3 separate regions of the Homo sapiens genome follow, and regions 1 and 3 are each linked to region 2. A link is an interaction called in ENCODE POLR2A ChIA-PET data of the cell type or tissue named here. Cell type or tissue: MCF 10A. All regions are shown on one strand. Each heading gives the region's core, and the rest is flanking DNA. Links, peaks and the distances in the headings are about the cores only.

Region 1 (3,707 bases), core at 560-3,059, 110 kb before region 2:
ACAAACTTCCCAGAAACTATAAAGGAAAGGGGAGACATTTTACCTTATCGAAATCTTACATTGACATGGTAAATTGTATAAACAAAGTTAGAAGATGAAAGAATAGATGAAAAATACTGCAAAACATGATAAACAGCGTCATACTATTGGATGAGCTATTGCAATTTGGTGAGAAAAACACAACGGGCAAAGGCCATGAAAAAATTAGTTGCTACATCTAGGCCGGGCGTGGTGGTTCATGCATGCCTGTAATCCCAGCACTTTGGGAGGCCGAGGCTGGCAGATCACGAGGTCAGACAAGATCAGGAGTTCGAGACCAGCCTGGCCAACATGGTGAAACCCCGTCTCTACTAAAAATGCAAAAATTAGCCAGGCGTGGTGGCAAGCGCCTGTAATCCCAGCTACTCGGGAGGCTGAGGCAGGAGAATCACTTGAAACCAGAAGGCAGAGGTTGCAGTGAGCCGAGATTGTGCCACTGCACTCCAGCCTGGGCAACAAGAGCTAAACTCTCTCTCAAAAAAACAAACAAACAAAAAAAAACTGCATCTAAGGTCGAGTGCAGTGGCTCACACCTATAATCCCAGCACTTTGGGAGGCCGAGGCAAATAAATCACCTGAGGCCAGGAGTTCGAGACCAACCTGGCCAACATGGCCAAACACCGTCTTGAATGAAAAAATACAAAAATTAGCCAGGCATGGTGGCGCGCACCGGTAATACCAGCTACTCGAGGGCCTGAGGAATGAGAATCATTTGAACCCAGGAAGTGGAGGTTGTGGAGATTTGAGATCAACCACTGCACTCCAGCCTGGATGACAGAGTGAGATTCCCATCTGGAAAAAAAAACACAAAAACCTGCATCTGCATGGCTGGTAGATACCTGAAAACATGCACACCCTAGAAAGTAGGCAGGAAAAAAGCAGAGAAATAATTCAGTTCTACTTCCTACCCAACAGATTGGAAAAATTAATAATCATGGCCATACCCAGTGCTGAGAATATAAGGAAAAGAGCACCTTCATACATTGTTATTGAATATGTAAGTTGCCACAGCCTTTAGAAAAAAATCCAGCAATATTTATTGTTTTTATTTATTTTTTTTTTCTGAGACAGAGTCTTGCTCTGTTGCCCAGGCTGGAGTGTAGTGGTGCAATCTCTGCTCACTGCAACCTCTGCCTCCTGGGTTCAAGTGATTCTCCTGCCTCAGCCTCCTGAGTAGCTGAGACTACAAGTGTGTGCCACCACACCCAGCTAATTTTTTATATTTTTAGTAGAGATGAAGTTTCACCATGTTGGCCAGGCTGGTCTCAAACTCCTGACCTCAGGTGATCTGCCCACCTCGCCCTTCCAAAGGGCTGGGATTACAAGTGTGAGCCACCATGCCTGGCCCAAAATCTAGCAATATTTAAAATAAACCAGGCATGGTGTTTATGCGTGTAATCCCAGCACTTTGGAAGGCTGAGGTGAGAGGATCACTTGAGGCCAGATGTTCGAGACCAGCCTGGACAACATAGCGAGACCCCTGTCTCTACAAAAAAAAAAAAAAGAAAAATATTTGCTGGAGGTGGTGAAGTATACCTGTAGTCTCAGCTTTTGGGGAGGCTGGGAGGTCTCTTGAGCCAAGGATTTCGAGGCTGCAGTGAGCTATGATCGCACCACTGCATTCCAGCCTGGGCGACAGAGAAGTACGTTTGTAAAAGTATCCATGCCCTTTGACCCTGCATTGCTCCCTGTGGACATCTGCCCCATCGAGGTACCGGCGCCAGAAGGCAAGGAAAACGCATGCACCAGATCACTGACTACAAGACTTCAGTGAGAGGAAACAAAATTACCCGAATCCCTAGGAGGAATGGTAATAAAGCGTGCTACCCCTCCGTTAGGAAATACTATGCAACCACGTCCAGCATTTGTCCTGAACTCCATCAGGCTCGCACTTCCTCTGCAGCACCCCTGGAGGAAGTCTCCAGCAGCTTCCTGGGCGGTGGCTGCACCTCCTTCCCGATCTCCCCACGTCCACCCACGCCCAGGGTGTGTTCTCCGCATGGCAGCCAGAGGGAGCCTTTTCAAACCTGAATCTGGTCGCGTTCCCCTGCGTCAGGCCTTCCAGTGTCTTCGAAGATAAAGTTCATCCTCATTCACTAAGCTCCAGGGCATGGCTTTCTTCCTGCCCCTTCAACACTGAGCGCCCTTCCTCCAGCCTCAGGGCCTTGGCACCTGCCGTTTCCTTCGCTGGAAGCACTGTTTCTGCAGAGGTCTCCCCTGGCAGCTAATCTAAAGCAACCCCCACTCCTGCACCCCTGAGTTTCCATCTCATCGCTATTATTGTCTTCATAAAACGTATCGCTACTTGCTTATTGTTAAGTCTCCAGGACTGGACTATAAAGTCCAAAAAGGCTGAGAAAGCTTGCCTGGCCTGTCTTATCCAGGGATACCAGGGGACGTACACTTTACCCGGCACACAGTAGGTGCTCAGTGCATGCACGGAACCTGACATGAGGCCCTCAGGAGTTAATGAATGGTCAGTTGCAGAACCTTTCTAAGGAATCCATGTTTTTCTATCTGCTTGATGAAACAAATAACTGGGAGTATTCGTTTCAAATGGCAGATTCCCGGCCCCGTCACTGACCTACTGAACGCGAATCTCCGGTGGAGGGGCCCAGGGCATTTGTGATTAGGGGCAGGGAAATGTGCTGGCGCAGCCCCTTCCAAGGGAGCTTTCTTCGCAGGCAGGTTGTTGAGGGTTGCCTGGGTCCTCTTCCAAGCTTTTGTAACCACGTGACTGTAATTTGCCCGAAAAAGGCGGAAAAGTCTGGAGATGCCGGGGATTGAACCCGGGGCCTCATACGTGCAAAGCATGCGCTCTACCACTGAGCTACATCCCCTACCCCTTGTGTTGGTCTTTTCTGGGGATGGTGATACAGGAAGTGCCCTTCGCTCTGCTAGTTCAGGTGCCTTAGCTTCGGAACGTGCAGTGCCTCCAGCCACTCAAAGGGGCCTCTACCCGCCTTGGATAAGCCCAGCAGCCAGGGTGCCCGGCGCGGAGCCTGGATGGCCCGGAAAGGTTAGGAACGATAGCGAGAGAATGGTATGGACATAAGAAGGGAGCTGCAGGGAACACAGTACGGCTTGTCCTCGTTAGTATAGTGGTGAGTATCCCCGCCTGTCACGCGGGAGACCGGGGTTCGATTCCCCGACGGGGAGGCCGGGTACTTTCGTATTTTTAAATACAGAGGGGAGACTTTGTTGGCGATGCTTTTCGGTGTTCCAAAATATACAGAGTAGGTATAAGAGGATGTGCACATCGCAGGTGTGCCTGCAACACTGAATTAGGGCCCTTACGAGGGTTCCTTCCCCTCCAAGGAGAGTTCGAGGGAAGAAAAAACAGGGTGCTCGGCAGTGAGCATAATAGGTTCATTTTTATGTCAAAAAATTATAGATATGCACACAAATGTGTGAGTATATTAATGTTTCTGATTGGCATCACGGTAACAACAGCAGCAGGAGCAGCAGCCAACAATATACAGTTCTTAACGTGCGGGGGCGGTATTGGTAAGCGCTTTAGTGTTCACGCATTACATCCTCAAGGATCCTACCAACGAGCCGTTTTCTCCACATCAAACTGATGAAATACAGGCTCAGACAGAGGCTCCGTGGCCCGCCCGCGGTCACATCAGTCACGATCAACTGTAGACATAGGGGGCCTTTGGGGA
Region 2 (3,707 bases), core at 546-3,045:
TGATGGATTTTCACCTAGGTATGCACGCTTGTAATGACCCCCTATACCAAGTGTAAACGCCTCCCCCGCACCCCTCCCTGTCAGTATCCACCCCTGAGGTCCTGCTGCCCCCACCTCTATCCCCATGGATTGGTTTTGCCATTCCCCGGGACGTCACTTATATGGACTCATGCACGTGGTCCCTGTGTGTGATTTACCCTGTCATTGTGTGTCTCAATTGGTCATTCCCTTTTGTCTCTGGGTAGCATTCCATGGTATGAGTGTGTCCCCATTTGTCATGCATTCACTTGCTTGTAGACATTTGTGTTGTTTCCAGTTTTGGGCTGTTATGGGTACGGCTGCTATGAGCATTTGTGGATAATCTTTGTGTGGGTGCATGCTTTCATTTTTCTGGGACAAATACTGGGGGTGGGATTGCTATATTGTAGGGTGAACGTCCAGCTTTGGTAGAAAAAGTATATTCCACAGTGACTGCACTAATGCACTTCCACCAGCAATGTGTGAGCACTCTGGCTGCTCCACATCCTCACCAGCACTTGTTATTGTCAGTCTTTTTCATTGTAGCCATTCTGGTGTATGGCATGGGATCTCACTGTGAGTCCAGTGGACATTTCTCTGATGACTAAGCCACCCAGGGCTGGTGGGTGGCTCCAGGAAGTCACAGGAATCCTTTCTCCTATCTCCTATTCTGCTCCGCCCTTCTTCATGTGTGGCTTTCATTCTTAAGGGTGCCTCATGATCCAAGATGGCTGCTCTAGCTCCATCCATTGTGACTGAATTCCGGGCAGCAGGAAGGGGGACTTATCAACAACTACATAGAAATTTCAGATATTGATAATGTCAGGGAGATAAAACAGGGTGATGAATATAATGTGATGGGGGAAGGGCTGCTTTAGGAAGAATGGTATTTTCATCCATTTTGTTCACTATTGAAGTGCCCAGGCCTAGAGCAGAGCCTGCCATACAGTGGGGCTCAATAGAGATGGTTAAGGGATTGAAAATTGCTCAGGGAAGGTCTCACGGAGAAAGTGACTTTAGACTTGAGAAGTGAGGGGCTCACTTTTGTGGGCATCAGGGGAAAGATTGCCCCTGGAGGAGCAAAGAGTCAGTGCAAAGGCCCTGTGGCAGAAACTTGCCTGGTGGCTCAGGAGCACAGCAAGGCCAGTGTGGCTGGAGCAGAGTGAGCGAGGCAGATAGGAATGGGGGAGGAGACTGGAGTGACTATAGGGAGCTGGGTTGTGCAAGACCTCATAGGTCACTGTCAGGAATTTAGATTCTATTCTGAGATAAATAGGGAGGCATGGGGGAGGTTTGAGCAGAATGACATGCTCTGACTTTAATCTTAAAAGGATAACTTGGATTCTGTGGGGAGAACGGGGCGGGGGGCAAGAGCAGAGGCAGGAAAACAGCGGGGAAACTACGGCACCCATCCATACAAGCCAGGATGGGGGCCAGGATGGTGTTGGAGAGAAGTGGATGGATTTGAGGCATGCTTTAAAGCGAGAGCAGCCCAGCCTTGCTGATGGAGGGTGCTAGGTGGGAGGAAAATGGAGGACTCAGGAATGACTCAACCTCTTCGCTTAAGCAACTTACAAGCGTGGGTTTCTTGTAAAAACCTTTTATTTTAGTCTTCTTACCTTAGTCCTTTAAAAATCAAAAGAAGTTGGAACATGAGCCAAGGGTGTGGTGTTCCCAAGTCCCAGATTGGATTAGCCTGTGTCGTAGTTGTTCCTGCATCTTAAGGCCCCATGGAGCTGGGGATGCCTGGAGCCCTGGGATTGAGAGTGTAGTCAGCCACTGACTGCTGGTCCAGAGTGGGCAGGGCCTGGCCTTGTCCCAGAACTAGGCTTCGTCTGGGCAAATTGGCTTCTTGGCTCATTTGGTCAGAGGTGTGTTTCTTGGAAGCCTGTTTTCTCTTCTCATAGGAGGAGGAATTAGACCTTGCAATTCAGTGGCCAGGTCAAGTTAATGATTCATTTGTGAAGCTCCCGTGCAAGGAGCCCAGCGGGGATGGCCTAGGAGAGAAGCGTGAGGGCACAGGCCTAGACGTGGATACGGAGCCTGGGGCTCTGTCTCTCCCTGCTCCTGTGACCTTGGTCAGGCATTTGGCTTTGGAGCCTCAGTGTCTGCTTCGATGAGATGAGCCATTGAGAATTTAAGAGGTGAAGTAGGTGGAAGTGTTTCGCTACCTGAACAGGGCCGGGCAGATCGTCCAGACGATTCTGCTCCCCTGGTGTCTGAGGGCAGGGGCGTCTCAGGGCAGGGGCCCCATCGTGTTCATCCCTGTGTCTTTAAATTCCTAGCATAGCATCTAGCATGGGGCGGATGATTGTACAGGGCATGAACTGCAATCCCAATGAGGTCAGAGCAGCCTCACTGTAGGCCGAGGTCGTTCCAGTGGGCTTCATGGAGGAGGTGGCACCTGGGCGAGCGGGGTGTTAGGTTTGGAGGTCAGGGGCCTCTCCAGGTGCAGGGGAGAGTGCTGTGGGTGGTAGGAAGAGAATGCTAAAAATTAATGTCTATGAAATCTTCATCTCATCCATCACACATTTACCGAGTTGTTGCCCCGGCCTAAACAGGCGGTACTCTCTGTGTATTTAAAAAAAAAAAAATCCCTTCTTAAGTATGAGCTGTTTAAAACACACAAAGGAGGACTAGCGTTACCACCCGCTAGACATTTCCACGTTGATTATATGGTTTCAGGTCTCACTTTTGCTCATTCACCCAGAAAATATTTACAGAGCTCCTGCAAGGTGCCAAGAGCTGTCCCAGGCCCTGAGGACAGACACATCGCCAAACAAAGCAGCTGAGGATCTTGCCCTTGTGGGTTTATGGCCAGGCAGGTGATACAGATGGACAGCAATAAACCTGATAAGCTAATTATACCGTGTGCTCGAAGGCCACAAGCAGCATGGAAACAACACGGCAGGTCGGGAGGTCAGGAGTTTTAGGGGCAGGTTGGATGAGCCTTCTGAGAAGGGGGCATGTAAGCAGAGATTCGAAGGGGTGAGGGATTTGACCACGTGTTTAGGAGGAAGCAGTGGGTGCAAAGGCCCTGGGGCAGGAGCGTGGCCTCTTGGACAGGATAGCAAGGAGGCTGTGGGGCTGGGCTGAGTAACAGACAGTGGTTGTGGAATGAGACCACCGCTTCTGCTGTTGTCCTTCCCAGCTTCTCCCCAGCCTCCCCTTTTCCCTAGTTTATAAGACAGGAGAAAAGGGAGAAAGCAAAAAGATGGAAAGAAACAGAAGTAAGATAAATAGCTAGACGACCTTGGCGCCACCACCTGGCCCTGGTGGTTAAAATAATAATAATAATAATAATATTAACCCCTGACCAAAACTACTGGTGTTATCTGTAAATTCCAGACGTTGTATGAGAAAGCACTGTAAAACTTTTTGTTCTGTTAGCTGATGTATGTAGCCCCCAGTCACGTTCCTCACACTTACTCGATCTATTATGACCCTTTCACATGGACCCCTTAGAGTTGTAAGCCCTTAAAAGGGCTAGGAATTTCTTTTTCGGGGAGCTCGGCTCTTAAGACGCGAGTCTGCCGATGCTCCCGGCCGAATAAAAACCTCTTCCTTCTTTAATCCGGTGTCTGAGGAGTTTTGTCTGTGACTTGTCCTGCTACAGTTGGATGTGGGGCCAGAGAGAACACAGGGGCCAGACCAGGCAGAGGGGCTTGTAGGCCAATGTTCGGACGGTG
Region 3 (3,707 bases), core at 560-3,059, 78 kb before region 2:
ATACAGACACAAATTGGACCATTCTCAGTATAATGATTCTCAGGTTTTTTTTTTTTTTTTGAGGTGGGGAACTAGATAATTATGGACATCTTTCCATACTAGCATATCTAGATCTACCTCATTCTTTTTAATATTTTTGCTAGTATTCCATTGTATGAATGTCCTATGATTTACTTAACCTGTCCATCAATATTTGTTTCCAGGTTTTTGCTATTATAATGCTGCTGCAAAGTACATCCTCACACATCTTTATTTTGTCTATTCATATTTCTGTAAGATAGGTTACTAAAGTTGGAACTGCCAAATTAACACTATCATACTATTTTGTTTTTTAATTTTAATTTTTTAAAAAATGTAAAATGTGCAATTTCAAGAGGAGAAACTTGAACACAAGGAGCAAAATCTATTTTTATAACATCCTATTAAAAGCTTGCTTTACATAAAGATTTTGAAAGAATAGCATAAATACAAGATTTCTATTTTAATTGGATTCTTAGGGCTAATAAAATAATCAGCCTTAGCACTTATTTATTTATTTTTTTTGAGACGGAGTCTCGCTCTGTTGTCCATGCTGGAGTGCAGTGGCGTGATCTCGGCTCACTGCAAGCTCCACCTCCCGGGTTCACACCATTCTCCTGCCTCAGTCTCCCGAGTAGCTGGGACTCCAGGCGCCCGCTACAAAGCCCGTCTAATTTTTTTTGTATTTTTAGTAGAGACAGGGTTTCACTGTGTTAGCCAGGATGGTCTTGATCTCCTGACCTTGTGATCTGCCCGCCTCGGCCTCCCAAAGTGCTGGGATTATAGGCTTGAGCCACTGCGCCCGGCCAGCACTTATTTTTATAATTCTTCATGATTACTGTGTTACTGTCCCATGATATTTCTCAATTTTTAAATTTTTCAAAAAAATTAATCCTTAATGTGCATATTTTTGAATTGTTAATATAACTTTTTGAGGTGATGTCTTCATGTGTTTCAACTACTTAAAAACTTTTAAACAGTATATAATAAAAAATCTTCCAGGCCACTCACACCTGTAATCCCAGCACTTTGGGAGGCTGAGGTGGGCAGATCACCTGAGGGCAGGAGTTCGAGACCAGCCTGGCCAATATATATATATTCATATATTCATATATATATATATATTCATATATTCATATATATATATTCATATATTCATATATATATATATATATATATATAGCAAAACCTCATCTCTAATAAAATACAAAAATTAGCTGAGCGTGGTGATGCATGCCTGTAGTCCCAGCTACTCGGGAGGCTGAGGCAGGAGAATCTCTTGAACCTGGGAGGTGGAGGTTGCAGTGAGCTGAGATGGTGCCACTGCCCTCCAGCCTGAGTGACAGAGCGAGACTCGGTCTCCAAAAAAAAACAACAAAAAAATCTTCCATCCTTGTCTCCCATCCACCCCTTCCCCCCAGCATGTACTTGCAGACTTTATGCATATACAGTGAGTACTGTATATACACAAATAATAAAAAAATCATATATATAATATATGTAATTCCCCTTTACATGAAAGGTAGCACACTGGTCTGTACAGTCTGTCTGCACTGTGCTATTTCACTTTATATTTTTATAGTTTGACAGAGTTCTAACATTTCTTTTTTTTTTTTTTTAACAGAGTCTTGTTCCTGATTGTTAAATTTTAAAGCATCCCAAAGTTTGGTTTCACACTTGAATGAATACCATGTAAGGATTCACTTACATAGATGTGGTTGCCTGAATCTTAAGAATAAAATAACATTGTTTGTATTTATTTAAATTAGTGTTCCTTTTATGGTTTGCCTGAAAGCACAACAAAATCCTCACCAAGATATTACAATTATGACTCCCATACAGGTATACTGTTTAGAGATTGGCAAGCACCTTTTAATTAAAGGAGTCAGCCAGCTTAGTGTGCAGTATTTATTTCTGCCGGAAGAGGGAGCTTCAGGGACAGACTTTGGTTTAGTCATGAAGCCTGCAGCACTCCCAAGCGGTTGTGGTTGACCAAGCAATTTATGCTTTTACCTTTCTACTTCCAGAGGCTTGTTTACTTATCAGTAAGCATTAATTTAGTGTCCCCTCAGATGCCTTTTACTTTCTTCTTTTCTGCCTAGAATAAGCTGCTCTTCCAATTTTGCAGCTACATGTTTCCACCCCAGTTGGAATTTCTCCATAACATCCATTGTAGCTATCCTTCAATCTACAGCCTCTATTTCCTGTTATAGCTGGTCAGGTCTAATCCCTCAAAATACTCTGTCCCCTGCTTCCCTTATCTGCTGGCCACCTTTTTCCCCCACATACACACTGCCATGTCCCACCCTTCACTCAAGTTGTTCCCTGCCACCTCAACAAATTTAAGTCCATAAAATAGAGTAAGTGTTCCTGACTGTTAAATTTTAAAGCATCCCAAAGTCTGATTTCACACTCGAATGAATACTATGTACGGATTCATTTACATAGATGCGGTTGCATGAGTCTTAACAAAAAAATAACATTATTTGTATTTATTCAAAGTACTGTCAAGATATAATGTCAAGATCTAATTCAAAGGTTCCACAAAGCCTTCCTTGACTGCCCCCAACGAAGATTATCCATTTTCCCTGAAATCCCATTGACTTTTCTATTTTGTAAGGAGGCTCGTGAGACTCTGTCTAAAAACAAAACAAAACAAAAAGAAACAATCAAACGGCTTGCTTCTGTTCTTTGATCTGCTAGTAAGCAAAAATTACACATGGTGACAGGAGCTATGTGAGGCTGTCAGGTTGAATGGGAGGAGTTTGGGATCCTGCTTGTGGATGGTTGGAAGAGGCTTTCGGGAAAGACAGTATTTATGTGAGACCTGGAAGATGGGCCTTAGCTTTGCAGAAGGTGGAGAGGCAGGAAATAGCACGGGGGCCCTGGGGCTGGAAGACTTGGGCATATTTGAGGAACAGAAAGGAGACCAGCATAACTGAGGTGGGAAAAGCATGTGAAGAGATGGGGCTGGAGGAGGCCGGGAGTGGTGGCTCACGCCTGTAATCCCAGCACTTTGGGAGGCCAAGGCAGGCGGATCATGAGCTCAGGAGATTGAGACCATCCTGGCTAACACGGTGAAACCCCGTCTCTACTAAAAATACAAAAAAAAAAAAAAAAAAAATTAGCTGGGCGTGGTGGCGGGCGCCTGTAGTCCCAGCTACCTGGGAGGCTGAGGCAGGAGAATGGCGTGAACCTGGAAGGCGGAGCTTGCAGTGAGCCGAGATTGCACCACTGCACTCCAGCCTGGGAGACAGAGAGAGACTCCGTCTCAAAAAAACAAACAAACGAAACAAAACAAAACAAAAATTAGCCAGGCGTGGTGGTATGCACCTGTAATCCCAGCTACTCGGGAGGTTGAGGCAGGAGAAACGCTTGAACTCAGGAGGCGGAGGTTGCAGTGAGCCGAGACTGCGCCACTGCACTCCAGCCTGGGTGACAGAGGGAGACTCCATCTCAAAAAAAAAAATTTTTTTTTTTTTACAAACGGTGTCTCCCTCTGTCGCCCAGGCTGGAGTGCAGTGGTGTGATCACAGCTCACTGCAGCCTCAACCTCCCCAGCTGAAGCCATCCTCTTGCCTCAGCCTCCTAAGTAGCTGGGACTACAGGCGCGCACCTCCAGGCTTGGCTCTTATTCTTTTTATTGTTTTTGAAACTATAGAACCTATTTTTAAAAAATGTTTTGGTTG

Evidence for each region. ChIA-PET counts read pairs that join two places held together with the same protein. Peaks named below come from ENCODE experiments on the same cell type or tissue, not always from the same donor. Only the 100,000 strongest peaks of a DNase experiment are listed, where the experiment ranks them.
Region 1: POLR2A ChIA-PET joins it to region 2 with 11 read pairs; 3 of 35 experiments call an interaction of 5 or more read pairs at or near these places.
Region 3: POLR2A ChIA-PET joins it to region 2 with 17 read pairs; 17 of 35 experiments call an interaction of 5 or more read pairs at or near these places.

Annotation. Positions count from the first base shown.
Region 1 is chr12:124,939,138-124,942,844 of GRCh38, reverse strand. It overlaps TRA-TGC4-1 (tRNA-Ala (anticodon TGC) 4-1), which reads right to left and starts at 2,879; the gene lies at 2,808-2,879. TRD-GTC2-10 (tRNA-Asp (anticodon GTC) 2-10) reads left to right here and starts at 3,127; the gene lies at 3,127-3,198. RefSeq lists a silencer at 3,085-3,164 and enhancers at 3,345-3,584, 3,623-3,707. In MCF 10A, for the core only: a CTCF peak has its summit at 2,031; DNase peaks (open chromatin) are centred at 2,034 and 2,964.
Region 2 is chr12:124,827,030-124,830,736 of GRCh38, reverse strand. The region is part of intron 1 of SCARB1 (scavenger receptor class B member 1); the gene reads left to right. Among named protein-coding and RNA genes, the nearest start is that of SCARB1, 35 kb to the left of the region's middle. RefSeq lists an enhancer at 2,441-2,620. In MCF 10A, for the core only: no CTCF peak of the experiment used is centred there; DNase peaks (open chromatin) are centred at 1,226 and 1,866.
Region 3 is chr12:124,905,197-124,908,903 of GRCh38, reverse strand. No RefSeq gene overlaps it. Among named protein-coding and RNA genes, the nearest start is that of UBC, 7.6 kb to the left of the region's middle. In MCF 10A, for the core only: a CTCF peak has its summit at 1,969 (motif pointing right); a DNase peak (open chromatin) is centred at 1,963.